Linked DNA regions of Homo sapiens: all the other regions are linked to region 2. The links are chromatin loops, found by intact Hi-C in ENCODE. Cell type or tissue: OCI-LY7. All regions are shown on one strand.

Evidence for each region. A loop is a pair of places that touch in the nucleus more often than their neighbours do. Peaks named below come from ENCODE experiments on the same cell type or tissue, not always from the same donor. Only the 100,000 strongest peaks of a DNase experiment are listed, where the experiment ranks them.
Region 1: it touches region 2 in a loop (2.0-fold over the local background); 3 of 110 quality-filtered maps call a loop at or near these places.
Region 3: a loop joins it to region 2, with 4 times the contacts of the local background. A loop is called at or near these places in 2 of 110 quality-filtered maps.

What each region holds. Positions count from the first base shown.
Region 1 is chrX:118,601,127-118,606,126 of GRCh38, forward strand. DOCK11 (dedicator of cytokinesis 11) reads left to right here. Exons shown (of 53, transcript NM_144658.4): 24 at 4,112-4,230. Among named protein-coding and RNA genes, the nearest start is that of DOCK11, 110 kb to the left of the region's middle. In OCI-LY7, CTCF peaks have their summits at 546 (motif pointing left), 2,968 (motif pointing right) and 3,169; DNase peaks (open chromatin) are centred at 555 and 2,985.
Region 2 is chrX:118,343,356-118,348,355 of GRCh38, forward strand. WDR44 (WD repeat domain 44) reads left to right here and starts at 2,751. Exons shown (of 20, transcript NM_019045.5): 1 at 2,751-3,225. The coding sequence starts at 3,149. RefSeq lists enhancers at 1,982-2,101, 2,292-2,341, 2,883-3,426, 4,922-5,000. In OCI-LY7, CTCF peaks have their summits at 3,105 (motif pointing right) and 3,306; DNase peaks (open chromatin) are centred at 2,636 and 3,146; H3K4me3 peaks cover 3,246 bases; H3K27ac peaks cover 2,066 bases.
Region 3 is chrX:118,209,571-118,214,570 of GRCh38, forward strand. No RefSeq gene overlaps it. Among named protein-coding and RNA genes, the nearest start is that of KLHL13, 95 kb to the left of the region's middle. RefSeq lists an enhancer at 2,171-2,240. In OCI-LY7, no CTCF peak of the experiment used is centred here; DNase peaks (open chromatin) are centred at 2,501 and 3,411; H3K4me3 peaks cover 1,751 bases; H3K27ac peaks cover 1,789 bases.

The DNA.
Region 1 (5,000 bases), 260 kb after region 2:
TTAAGACGTATAATAGGCCAGGTGCAATGGCTCATGCCTGTAATCCCAGCACCTTGGGAGGCCCAGGCAGGCAGATTGCTTGAGCCCAGGAGTTCGAGACCAGCCTGATCAACATGGTGAAACCCATCTCTATAAAAAAATACAAAAATTAGCCGGGCATAGTGGCACACACCTGTAATCTCAGCTACTTAGGAGGCTGAGGTGGGAGGATCGTTTGAGCCTGGGAGGTTGAGTCTCCAGTAAACTGTGATCATGCCACTGTACTCCAGCCTGGGCCACAGCGAGACCCTGTCTCAAAAAAAAAAAAAAAAGAAAAAAGTATGATAATCATCTAACTTTTAAATCCTTTCCTCAGGTAAATATCTAGGACTTCAATATGTATGAATGCTTTGTTAAGGTTTGTTCTTCACATGGGAAAGTTTTATAAAAGTTTCAATCAAGTGGAATGGAAAAGAACATCATTTTCATATATACGGGTATTCTTAAAATAGAAAAGTTCTCGTATTTGTTTTTCTGAAGATGTGGAATTTCTGGTATTTATGTGACCTACGCTCTCCCTCTAGTGGTAGTCAATGAAATACCATGTGATTTCAGAAATAGCCAAGCTCCTCTATATAACCTTAGTGCTGAAAAGGATTCTTAAGACTTTTTTTCTTTCTTTCTTTTTTTGAGACAGGGTCTCACTCTGTCGCCCAGGCTGGAGTGCAGTGGCGTAATCTCAGCTCACTGCAACCTCCGCCTCCTGGGTTAAAGTAATTCTCCTGCCTCAGCCTCCCGAGTAGCTGGGACTACAGGCGCCCGCCACCATGCCCAGCTAATTTTTTTTTTTTTTTTGTATTTTTTAGTAGAGATGGGGTTTTGCCATGTTGGCCAGGCTGGTCTTGAACTCCTCACCTCAGGTGATCCGCCCACCTGGGCCTCCTAAAGTGCTGGCATTACAGGTGTGAGCCACCATGCCCGGCCAAGACTTTTTTTTTTTTTTTTTTTTTTAACAGATGAGGAAGCTGGGGCCCAAGTAGAGGTGACTTGCCTGTAGACATTCAACTGGTTAGTAGCAGAACTGGGGTGAGACTATGACAAGTCCCATGTTCTTTCTACCACACCTTGCTATCTCTTGTTCCTATAAATGACATTGTTTCAAGAATTCATTTACCATCCACTTGTTGAGCTCTTGTTATATATTTAGTATTTTCCTAGCTCTTTGAGGCTTACAGAGAAGAATAATTTAGGGTTATTGTCCATAGGGGAACTTACAGTCTAACTGAAGAGACAGGACATACATAAGTTAAATGACAGTCTGTCAATAATACAATTAATAGTTCAAAGCAATATATGATTAAATGTCCAGTATGTGATACAGGGCACAAGTGCTGAGGGTTCGGTGAACTGAGGAACTACTGTAGACTAGAGGGCTCCTGTCTTTTTTTTTTTGGAGACAGAGTCTCACTCTGTTGCCCAGGCTGGAGTGCAATGGTATGAACTCAGCTCACTGCAACCTCTGCCTCCCGGGTTCAAGCTATTCTCCTGCCTCAGCCTCCCAAGTAGCTGGGATTACAGGCATGCACCAATATGCCTGGCTAATTTTTGTATTTTTAGTAGAGACAGGGTTTCACCATGTTGGCCAGGCTGGTCTCGAACTCCTGAGTTCAAGTAATCCGCCTACCTCAGCCTCCCAAAGTGCTGGGATTACAGGTGTGAGCTGCCGCGCCCGGCCTACTTTCTTATTTTATTCATTTATTCAGTAAGTCACCAAATATTTATTGACCATGTAGTATGGGCCAGACATTGTTCTGGATGCTATGAATCAAATGGGGAACAGTTTAGACAGCATACCTTTTCTAGTTGTGGTAGAGAGATTATAAGTGAGTGCCATGAAGAAAAGAGCAGGTTAATGAGATCCAACATGACCAGGAGTGTATTCTACATAGAGTTGTCAGGGAAGGCCTATTGGGGGAAATAGCATTTCAAGCTGAAAGGATGAGAGGAAGACAACCTTAGGGGGTAAAGTCGTGTAAAAGGATAACAGAATATCACAGTAGGTGTAAACACCTTACATCAGCATGTTTGAAGGACAGAAAAATAAAAGACCGTGTAGCTATAGTACAGTGTGCATTGTGAGGGGAGGATGGCAAGTGACAGGTTTGGCGGGACAGGCCGGGTATGTCGTAGGCATGGAAGCTTATGATAGCTCTTTGTTCGTGGTAGTTTGTTTTGTTTTGTTTTGTTTTTTAACAACAGAAAGATGGCAATGTCTAATTTGCATTTCAGAAAGAACACTCTGGCTGTCATGTTGAGAATAAATTACAGAGGACTGCTACTGGTAGCAGGGAATGCCCATCTCTCTTTTCTACCTGGCACTATTCTATTTATCATTTACCCTTTCTCATCTCTGAGGCCTTACCAGACATTCCCTACCCACTTGCACACTCAGTTGCTTCTTTGTGCATTTTGTATATTCCATGATCATGCTATTTACTGTTGATATTGCAATTATTTAGTTCCATGTGTTTATCCCCTGTACACTGTGAACTACTTGATGGTAGAAACCATGGCCTTTATTTGTTTGGGTTTACTTTTGTTTTTGGTGTGCTTGGCTATTGGAAGTTCATTTGTTTGCCCTTTGTCGAATGAGAAAATGAATGGTTTCACTGAAGTGGGGATTTGTACTTGCCTTGAAAGAGTAGCCAGGATTTGGCTAAAAACGATGAACAGACACAAAGGCAGGAAAGTATATGATATATTCAAGAACAGTGAAGAAACCAGAGATACCAGTTTGGCCTTGTAGAGAACAGTGATGATTGTTTAGGCTGAAAATGTCAGTTAGGTCTGAAATAACTTGGTCTTGATACTCTACGCCAGGATTTCTCAATCTTCGCACTATTGACATTTTGAGGTAGAGTTATTCTTTGTCCGTGAGGGTCTGTGTGTGCGTCGTAGGATATTTAGCAGCATTGCTGGCCTCTGACCACTAGATGTCAGTATCACTCCCTGGTTGTGACCACCAAAACTGTTTCCAGACATTGCCAAATCTGTCGGGAACAAAATGGCCCCTGGTTGAGAACCACTGCCATAGGCTATGGGGAGACATCGAAAAAATCTTGGCAGGAGGTGGTCTAATGTAACGAGTATTTGAGGAAGATTAATTTAGAAATGAGAGTTGGATGTATGGAGAGTAAAGAGAAATTGTACAGAGACCTGCTAAAAAGAAAATGATTTATACTATTTTGGTTATTGATTAGAGGGTCTTGAAGACAGATAGTGGCAAAAGTCAGGGAATCTGGGAAAGAGAATTTATGAGTTTTTTAAGTACAGAGACTTGATTTATCCACCTCTCTATTTCCCCTAGCACTACACATTGAATTGATATAGAAAGATGCTCAGCGAGGTTTGTTTCCTTTTTTTTTTTTTTTTTTTTTTTTTTTTGGTTAGCTGGTTGAGTGAGTGAATGATGTGGAGAGAAGGGAAGAAAGAAGAAAGAAATTGAACAACTTTCACTGTTTGTATTATTTCTCTGTATATATGATCACGTTTCTTCTTTTTGATGTTTGTAACGCACTTATCATTGGAGACACAGTGTTAGCACTTTGAAGGAAATGTATTGTGAGATTCTTAGACTGCAAAAGTGCTTCCGTTTTGTAGTGGTGATGGTGTAGAGCCAATTACATATAGAACCACTCTTTATTGCATTCCACTTAACTTGTCACCAGATTAACTGATGCCCACATTCCCCTGCAGAACATACAGAATGCCTGGGGGTTAGTAGATGCATCTCCAGTATCATCTCCAAACATCTGTTCCTCCCCACTGCCCCAGGCAATTGAGTGTTGGTTTACCAGGAGTCAGTTGTCAATTTTCTAAAAACTGTTTATCCAAATTATACTTATTAGCTTTAGTAAAGTGTTTAATGTTAAATAACAAAATCTGAGTGCCAAATAGAGGTGTGGATTAAGTAATTAACAAAAAAGCCCCCTATCCAATGGAAAGCTCACTTTTAATTGAGCTTATATGCTAGTCAATGTATTTCTCACTACTTAATTTTTTTGCTGTTTCACATTTGCAAATTTTATCATATTTCTGTTTGTTTTCATAACTAATAATGACTTAATTTTAGTGTTTGCATGCCATGGAGATCCAAGTCATGATACAGTTTCTACCTGTAATTCTTATGCAACTCTTCCGAGTTCTCACAAATATGACCCATGAAGATGACGTTCCTATCAACTGCACCATGTGAGTTTTGGTGTTATAATACAAAGATGCTATTTATTTGAGATCTTTCTTATTTTTTAATGGAGGTATTCATTACTATAAACTTCCCTCTTAGAACTGCTGTTGCATTCCATAGGTTTTGGTATGTTGTGTTTTCATTGTCATTTGTCTCAAGATATTTTAAATTTTCCCTTTTCTTTTTTGACTCAGGAACATGTTTAATTTCCACCTATTTTGAATTTTCCACGGTTTCTCCTGTGATTGATTTCTAGTTTCATTCCATTGTGGTTGGAAACAACACTTGATATGATTTCAGTCTTCTTATAATTCTTAGGGCTTGTTGTGTGGCCTAACATATATGGTCTATTCTGGAGACTATTCTATGTGCTCATGAAAAGAATGGATATTCTGTTGCTGTTGGATGGAATGTTCTGTATATGTCTGTTAGGTCTATTTGGTCTAAGTGTAGTTCAAGTCCAATGTTTCCTTATTACTTTTCTGTCTGGTTGATCTGTCCATTGTTGAAAGTGGGGTATTGAAGTCCTCTATTTTTCTATTGCAATATATTTCTCCTTTCATGTTCGTTAATATTTGCTTTATGTATTTAAGAAGATAAATATATAAGTTCCAATTGAACTTTTTCCAATTATGTAAATGTTCTGCACTTGTGTTGTTCAATATAGCAGCCACCAGCCACATGTGGCTATTGAGACTTCAACTGGGGCTGGTTCAGCTGAGGAACAGAATTTTTTTTTTTTTTTTTTTTTTTGAGACAGAGTTTCGCTCTTGTT
Region 2 (5,000 bases):
CAAAAAAAAGTGACGATGGGCAGTATTTATATGTGTTTTAACGTTTCCAGCAATTCATTCTAGCAATTGGCTTTCTCATGCAATTGATAAAAGCATTTAAACGGAAACTTTAAAAGCTCTAAAAATGTTACCAGTTTATCATTCCTATCCATTTTACCTTTTTCTAAGTATAATGTTTAAGGCAGCTTAAAAGGTCCAAGAGAGCTGATATGGTATATTGAAAAAAAACAGAGCACCAAACTAGGACTCCGTATTTGTCTCCACTGCTAGATTATTAGCTTTTTGTAGGCAGAAACTTAAGTTGTCTTTTTCTGTTTTGTTTTTGTTGTTGTTGTTGTTGTTGTTTTTGAGACAGAGTCTCCCTCTGTCGCCCAGGCTGGAATGCAGCGGCGGGATCTCAGCTCACTGCAACCTCCGCCTCCCAGGTTCAAGCAATTCTCCTACCTCAGCCTCCCGAGTAGCTGGGACAACAGGCAAGTGCCACCACGCCCCCCTAACTTTTGTATTTTTAGTAGAGACAGGATTTTGCCATGTTGGCCAGACTGGTCTCGAACTCCTGACCTCAAGTGATCTGCGCACCTCGGCCTTCCAAAGTGTTAGGATTACAGGTGTGAGCCACCGCGCCGGATCTAGTTGTCTTTTTAATCTGTCAATTGTCCTCAGCATCTAGAACGCTTCATGACACCAAATTGTATATGTTTACTGAACTGAGCGACTGGTTTCCACACACGGCATTTTGTTTTTGTTGTTGCTGTTGTTTTTTGTGTGTGTGTGTGAGAGACAGGGTGTGGCTCTGCTGCCCAGTCTGGAGTGTAGTGGTGCTATCTCAGCTCACTGTAGCCTCAACCTCCTGGGCTCAAGCGATTCTCCCACCTCAGCCTCCACAGTAGTTGAGACCATAGGCACATGCCACCACACCCAGTTAAATTTTGAATTTTTTGTAGAGACAGGGTTTCACCATGTTGCCCAGGCTGGTCTGAAACTCTTGAGCTCAAGAAATCCGCCTGCCTCGGCCTCCCAAAGTGCAGGGATTACGGGCGTGAGCCACCGCGCCTGGAACTAACACCTCTATCATATAGAGAAAACTAACTTTTTTTTCTTTGGAAGCCATAAATTCACTATTAGATATCTAGGAAGAGAATACATTCAGGTAGTTAACATCTTTCCATAAATATATATTTCCCTACCTTATATCTGGTATCTTTCCATAATCCAAAAAGAAAACAAAAAAACCTATCTTAGTGAGCAAAACGTTTTTAAAAGTTAGTACTTTGAGTTACATTTTTATACCTAGGAAGTTAATTAACATGTTTAAGACACATAAAACCTAATAATTTTTAGGTTTGACAAAAGTCATACCCTCACAAGGATCCACAAATCCCTTGTCTCCAATTCTGAAACTTCAAAAGCTCTGGAAACCAAGTTTCTGTTTTTTTTTTTTTTTAGTAATTTATTTGACAGTCAAATAGATCTATCTTAAACTTATTTGGCAGAAGCGTCTGACTCAAACTGAATGAGGCTATTTACTTGTATTTATTTATCCCGTATGAACAATCATATATCTTGCTGCAAAAATATTAATATATTTGATTACGCAGTGTTTTCCCTAAACTCCCTGGGGTATTATAGAATATACAGTATATGACATTTGGTTTTTACCCAAGTCCACTAGACCACAGCAGACCTTGCCCTGATTGCTTGACAAAGTCTAGAGCCCCTTTCCAGTTTCTCTGAGACCATACCCCTGGCTCCAATCCAGCCTTTTCTTGAATACTAATTGAGGCTGCACGAACAGCTCAAAATGCCTATCATGATGTCAGTTGGAGAAATAAATATGCTGTGTGATCATACTGAAAGTCAATGTTATCACCTTGATGGTCAATGACCCGTGGTTTAAGAAGGAACATCTCGGTTTTTTAAAAAGTACCTTTCTATTTTTATCACCGGACGCTGGGCAGTTGAGGATCAGAATTAAGCCATTAGCTCGTAGGCTTGCAATGATATCTGCTCAATAAATATTTACCATTTAGCTGACGCACATCTTGGGCAGTATGTAAGAACTTCTCTCACACTGTGTTGGCAGCGACAGACATGTGCGGAGAAAAAGTAACCGGAGGCCTAATACTGGCTCAGCTCCAGCAATAAATCCATCATTACACCATGGAACTGGCACACTCCCCGTGTATATCTCAAGGACCCCACCCTCTGGCCGGCAGGATCATATCTAGGGATCTCAATTAGAGATCTCGTAGTGAATAAGGGCGAGTTATTCTCGTAACGCCAGAGGTGGTGGACCTGCCGACGCCCTAGGGTGGGACATTCCGGGCTTGGATAGTAAGACATCGTAAATATACGCCAAAATGTCCACACCAACGTTTCCCGAGAGTATTTCTTTACAAGTAAAAGACCGACTCAAAATCACCCCTCTCAAAACGCGTCTCTTTGGAACTGCAGAGTTAGGGAGTAAGACTTTCTGCCTGACCCCACCTACGTCGGCCGCGCGCTCTCAGAGCCAGGGCACCACGCTGCTCCTGCGCAGGTCCTAGACTCCTCCCTTCGGGAGGCTCACCCCCTCCCTTCTCGGCTACTTCCGGCCCTCACCGAACGCCCTCAACGCGCTTGCGCCGTTTTGATAGGCTTCTCGGGCCGAAGTAATCGGAGCGCTGCCTCTCTGGAACCGCCCCCGCCACCTCTTCGCCCCGCCCACGTATTACCGCCCCTCCGAAATCTCGCGAGGGTAGGTGCGCGTCGGTATTTTGCGGGCAACTAGCTCTTCCAGCTGCTGTAAATTGCTGCTGCGGGAGAAACTGGAGCCGCTGTAGCCGGCGCGCCCTTCTTCCCTTACTGCGAGGAGCCACCGCCTCTTTCGCGCTCCTTATACACCTATCACTGGGAGCGGTGGCAGCAACATTCCCTGGACCAACCGCCGCCTCTTCAGGCGGCCGCTTTGCCGGTCATTCCCGAAGCCCGGCAACTGAGGGCGGCCCCCTTTCCTTAACAGTCTCCTCGCTACAGATCGTCTGCTCCCTCAGCCTCGCCCGAGACCCACTTCCCCAGTCTCGCCCGGGTGGAGGTCGACGAGGAGGAGACAAGAGTCACCCTTCCTCCAGGCGGCGCCGGCCCCCTCACCCGCGGGTGTGTCCTATAAATGGCGTCGGAAAGCGACACCGAGGAATTCTATGATGCCCCTGAAGATGTGCACCTAGGGGGCGGCTACCCCGTGGGGTAAGTGACTGCAGCTATGACAGGAAGCCGGGCATCCCAAGCCCCCCGCATCTCCTGTGTCTTCCCCCTACACCCCTCCCAGGTCCCGCTGTGTCCGCCACCGCTGTTCCTCCCCGTCTCACTGGAGGACTTCAGAACCCAGACCTGGGGCTTCTTAGGGCGGGGTGACTCGGAGAAGGGGGAGTCAGCCACCTCGGGCAGCCTCCCGGCCGTTTCCCTACTGAACGGTCCCAGGGTCGGTCTCGGAGCCCGTTTCTCTTCTGATCCAGCCTTCTGTGAGGGGGAACAGCTTACGTGCCTGAGTCGGAGATTTGTATCTGTGGGGTTCTGAGCTTACCTTTCAAACATCCGTTTTGGCCTCGGGGACCGTAGATTAAAGGAGCAGTAACAGGAGAAATGTAACTTGTAGTTTTTTATTCTCCCGTTTACCGCTAACTTACCTATTCACTTCAGAGGTGGCTGTAACTCTCCCCTATTTGCCGTCCTCTTTTTCTTGCACACAGCGAAAAGGAGCGGGGGGAAGGTTGGGTATTTGCTTAAGAAAGTCCTCTAGCGAATGTACTCTAGATCAACAGTGTTTTATTAAAATAACACCTTATCGTGAGGTAAAGGAAATCGAATACACGGTCCCTATTAGGCAGAATGCGGTCTAAAAGGATGGCCAGACAGAAGAAATGTGCACAACTGACTGCAGAGGGACAAACAAGTGCTGAGTAATCTGGTGATTGGAAGGAGAGCCCCAGCTTTGTGTTCTTTATCTAATTCTGCAAGATGTTTTAGTGGTGATTAATATGGGTGATTCTGAATAGGAAGTACAGTAGTTGGAATGCTCGCTTGACTAGGACTTGTATTTACTTACCCACTTCTCCACTTTTCAAAGTTGGGGTAGTGCTTTAAAGCGATTTCGCCGAACTCCCCTACGAATGTACGTGGAAATAGAGGCAGTGAAATATATTTTCATGCTGTAAGAACTTGAGGATTGGTAAAATGTAGATGTTAGTATAAAGGACTAATATGGTTCGAGAAGTTCACTGCCTTCAATTCTCACACTTACTCCGTGGGAGTAATAACCCGCTGTGATGCAAGTATAGTTAGCCATGCATGCTAGAAGTCATTCTAAAAACTAATGTATGTTTATACACAATATGCACCAAAAAGTTACAGTAATAAAATCAGAAAGCAATGTACGTTGGTAGATTTCAGATGTTTGTCTTTCCACCAACCTTCATGTCACTGTTGTGGGATTTTGGGGTGGCAGTGGCCAATCTTGAGATGACACCGAATCTCCTTCAAGTTCAATATCTGAGACAAGTTTAGAGCTAGGTGTAGAGCATAGGAAATACATTTGGGTTTTGAAATGTATTGGACTTCCGTGAAACTTAATTTTTGTGTGTGTGGTTTTCCCTTCAAAGTAATGAACTGACAATTCAGATTGAATGAGACACCAAGTCCTTTGGTACTTTTGTGTGTGTGTATTGGGGTGGGGGAGGGAAATCATCAGTTTATGAGCTGATCAGTTTAGAACTACTCTGTGGATATTGTTCTTTCCACTGAATAAGTTTAATTTCAAAGGACGCAAGTTATATCAGGACCTGTGTAAACTGTCTAGTCCAGTACCTGGGCACAGAGAAAGCATTCAAAATGTTCATGCTTTTCTCCTTCCTTTCTTGGCATTGGCAAATTTGTTAACTTTACACAAAGCTTATTTTGGGAGATATATAGAACTTGGACCTATTTTACTTATCTAAACCGGATGAGTCATTTTGATAGAATTG
Region 3 (5,000 bases), 130 kb before region 2:
GGCTGCTGCAAGTCACCTTTAAAGTTAGGCCTGAGAGGCCGGGGGCGGTGGCTCAGGCCTGTAATCCCAGCACTTTGGGAGGCCGAGACGGGTGGATCACGAGGTCAGGAGATGGAGACCATCCTGGCTAACACGGTGAAACTCTGTCTCTACTAAAAACACAAAAAAATTAGCCAGGTGTGGTGGCGGGCACCTGTAGTCCCAGCTACTCGGGAGGCTGAGGCAGGAGAATGGCATGAACCCGGGAGGCGGAGCTTGCAGTGAGCTGAGATCGCGCCACTGCACTCCAGCCTGGGCAACAGAGCGAGACTCCGTCTCAAAAAAAAAAAAATAGCTAGGCCTGAGATAACCTGGGGATTACAAACTCAAAGCCCACCCTGGCTAAGCAGGCAGAGTGTGAGTGCATCTGCATACACGGTGTGAGGGGTGGGTGTGTGGTTGATTAGAGAGCAAACAGTCCATCTAAAGGGTGCAGTAGCTACTCCGCTCCAGCTGACCCACATGAACTAATGCAGGCCTAGTGTTGCCAGAGCGTCTGGATTTTTCAAGAGAAACCAGAAATGTGAGTTTGTAAATTGTAAAATCTCCTGGTTTTTCATTGTTGACTCAAAATGTTTGGAATGTTGTATAGGCCAAATAAAACACAAACACCATTTTGTGCTCTTTGATACAATAAAAACAACACAAAAAATTAACTATCATGGACTTGACCTCAACATACTGTACCTTGCTGAATCTCTCCTGGACTCTGCATATGAAAGCACTGCCATCATCACTCCCTGCTATCCACATCCTTCACCCTGGAACCAGTGACTTCCTTTAAGACAAATCCAGGGCCTTTTCTCCATTCTTATAAGCCCCGACCACTGCAGCACTTAGCCAATATTGCTGTAAGACCCCAGTTACTACTTGGACCAAGACAACAGGAACAAGTTTGGATCTCCATCCCCACTGCTACTGCCTTATAGCCAATCATCTTGCCATCTCCTGGATAGAAACTGTGGGTTTCTGTCACATTTCCTGACTGTGTTCGATGCATTGTGCTTGAGCATCTTGAGTCCTCTTTTAATACCTTATTCTCAAAAACACAAACCTGATCATGTTGATTCCCTATTTAAAACTCTCCACTAGTTTCCCACTCTCTTCCAGCAGGATGTCCAAGGCTCTTCATGCCCCAGCCCCTTCTTGTTCCTTCAGTCTCATCTCCCATCACTCCACACCTTCCTTAATCCCTACTTTTGACTTAGCCAAGCTATTAAAGCTCCCTGTAAATGCTACGCCCTTCAGTGCCCCAATACCTTGGCAAATAATGCTGCCTTTGCCTAGAAAATCTTTCTCCTAGCCCCCTTCTCCAGGGAAACTCCAACTACTCCTTTGACCTCAACTCAGATTCAGCTTCCCTGGGACCAGCCCCATCAATATACCCAACTATGTTGTACTCTCCTATGGCCCTCTATGAAATGATCAGAGCACTTATCTCACTACTATAATTGTTTGGCTCTTCTGCTAAACTATAAAGGCCTAAAAGATGAGAACTTTTAAAAAAATCTCTGTATTCCCACTCTCCAGCATAGTGCGTGGCACATGGCCGACACAATAAATGTTTGCTGAATGACTGTGAATTTCTTGTATTAATTAACGAGTGTCTTTATACCAAAAAAAGACCCATCTCAGTGCAGCTTAGCATGAGACAAAAACAGCAGGGAACACACAGAAGAGAACATGTAGGACTTAGACAAAGAGAAAAAGATAGAAATCCAGAATACACCAGAACAGCAACAATTTCCTAATCACAAAAGATAGGGGTCTTCCCCAATTCCTTACTGAAGAGGAAATTGAAAATAACATTAGAACTTGGCAGGGCACAGTGGCTCATGCCTGCAATCCCAACACTTCGGGAAGCTGAAATGGGAGTATCACTTGAGCCCAGGAGCTCAAAAACAGCCTGGGTAATATAGTGAAACCTAGTCTCCACAAAAATTAAAAGAAAAAAAATTTAGCCAAGCATGGTGGCACATGCCTATAGTCCCAGCTACTTGGGAGGCTGAGGTGGGAGGATCACTTGAGCCTGAGAGGCGGAGGTTGCAGTGAACTAAGCTTGCACCACTGCACTCCAGCCTGGGCAACAGAGCGAGAACTTGTGTCAAAAAAAAAAAAATTAAAACCTGCCAATATAGGATCTGTGGTTTGTTGTAGATAATTATGTTATGTTGTGAGTTGGGAGGATCGCTTGCAGCCTAAGAGTTATGTTGCCTGCATTGAGTCATTTTTAGCTAAGTCTTTTTGTTGTGTTAAAGTACTGTTAGCTGAACTGTATGGACTCCACCTGGCAAATGCAGTTAAAGTTCTGATGCCCAGAGGGGGAAGACCAGGAAAGGAGCAGATTTTCCCAGATGGGACCTTGACATGGCTTATGTTTCTGCTTGGGAGTGCTACCAGGACCACATTCGCAGCCGCTCTCACATTTGCTCCTCACAGCTGCACTGAGCACCAAGCCGAGGAGGTATTATTATCCCCATTTCAGAAATGAGGAAACGAAAACTGCAAGATTAAATAAGTTGATTTTTGTTCCTCCTGCCTGGGGCCCCCAAGATAACAGCAGCAGCTTCACCAATATTCCTGCACCTGCCTTAGTCCAGTCCCTCCTATGGTAAACCCCAAATTTTGGAGCTAAGAGGCTTCCGTAATGATCTGCCTCAAGCCTCCGTGTTTCACAGTGAACTCATGTTTTTAGCACTTTCACCAACCTGGGGGAGGAAAAGCAAAGGGAGACTGGCCAGAAACCAGCTCCTTAAATCCCTCGGTTTCCCCAGCAGGGGCCCAGGCTGCATCATGTGCTCTTGCCAGTCACTGAGATTTTCCTCTGCAGTTGCTGGTATCCATATGCTCCACTTGTGGCCTTAGCTCATCTCTGCTGCTGTGGCCCCTAGCCTCAATGTATTCAAATAACAGAAACTCAGCAGCAGAGCCGTGATGTGACTTGCCCTATGAATCCAGGGAAGGGAGGAGCAGATACTGGACTTGACATCAGTTTTTCTGACTGCCAGTGAAGAGCTCTGTTTACCACACCATGCTGTCTTTTAAAAGGCAACAGAAGCTGGGGCATGTCAAACAGTATCGTATCACATGAAGAGCTTTGCTGCTGCTGCTGCTGCTGCTGCTTTGAATATCAAATATTATAGCCACCCCTTATCAAAACGCTAAAATGGAATTTCAACATCTTTTGAGCATGGAGAAATTTTTAATCAAAAAAGACTCTACAAAAAGGAAATTAAAAACACAAACAGACACCCAAAGAGGAAAACTAGAGGCGATGTGTTGCTATAGAAAGAAGGTGTTAGACAAACCACAAAAATGTATCAGCAAAACCACTTCTCTTAATTCTAGCTCCAGGAACCATTTGCAACAGAAACAATGCACATGCTGCTCCTGCAGAGAAGCCGGGTGAGCAGTCAGCCCAGCCCACAGAAAGAGTGACCAAAAAGTCACAAGCTATTAACTTGAAAAGAACTGAGGACTACAAGCTATAAGCAGAAAGTGACAGAGCCCTCAGTCAATCTGCAGAGATTAACTGCATGCTCATTAATTTCTCTTCAGTATAGTCCAATAAGCATGGTCCAGTGTTTTAAAGTAGATCAAGACAGTGGCTCCTCACCCTGCAATGCTGCAGAGACCAGGAGGCAGGTCAGTGTCTCAGGGAGAGAAGGTAGTGCTGTCAGTGAGTTCCCCAAAACACCCCAAGATTGGGTGTGTGTGTGTGTGCGTATTTACACACAATCATCTATGGGCATTATAACTACAAGATATCCATTCCATAGCCCTATAGGGCCTAGCTCACAGGAATCACTAAATTAAATTGACCCAATATTAATAATAGCCAATAATTATTGAGCATTTTAATGTATTATCTCCTTTAATCCTCTCAATAACCTTGTGAAGTATGCACTTTCATTGTACTCGTTTTACTGCTTACACAGAAAGGTGAAGGGGGCCAGGTGCAGGGCTCACACCTGTAGTTCCAGAACTTTGGGAGGCTGAGTTGGGAGGATTGCTTGGAGCCTAGGAGTTAGAGACCAGCTTGGGCAACGTGGAAAAACCCTGTTTCTACCAAAAAAGTATTAAAATATTAGCCAGGTGTGATGGGGTGAGCCTGTAGTCCCAGCTACCCAGGAGGCTGAGATGGAAGATCACCTGAGCCCAAGGCTGCAGTGAGCCATAATAGCACATCTGCACCCCAGCCTGGGCAACAGAGTGGGATCCTGTCTCAAAAAAGAAAGAGAGAGAGAGAGAGAGAGGGAGGGAGGGAGGGAGGGAGAGAGAGAGAGTTCTTCTTGGAGCTTTCTCTGTGCTGATGCCTACTTTCAGGTTTCAGACTGAGTTCTTCTTGGAGCTTTCTCTGTGCTGATGCCTACTTTCACGTTTCAGGCTGTGTTGTGTTTAGGCTGGGGAATATCTTGGAGATGGAGGGGTGGGTAGATTGGGGGGTGGGAGTAAACTCACCATCGATTTGGTAATATTTGAATTCAGGTTTTCTTCCCCAAACGGCCTGCTACTATCTACTTTTCAGCATCTTCAAATAGCTGCCCCATGAATTCTGTCCAGTAGGAAATGGTGGGTGGAAGCATGCTTACTCCATCTTGCCTGGAGCTGAGGGCCCTTTATTTCTTCCTTGGAGATCCAGTTGTTGAACACTTATCAACACACTACAGGCTGATTGTACCAAGTGTTGGTATAAGCAAGGAGACTCCTTATGCAATCTTTCACATTACATTCAGGCAGGTCTACCATTTTCTATCTGTGCCTCTGAACAATTAGTTGCCACACCACCCTGGGCCTCAGTATCCTCATTTGTAACTTGAGAATAACCCCGTCTTTATGGCCAGGCGCAGTGGATCACGCCTGTAATCCCAGCACTTTGGGAGGCTGAGGCGGGCGGATCACGAGGTCAGGAGATCCGGACCATCCTGGCTAACACGGTGAAACCCCATCTCTACTAAAAA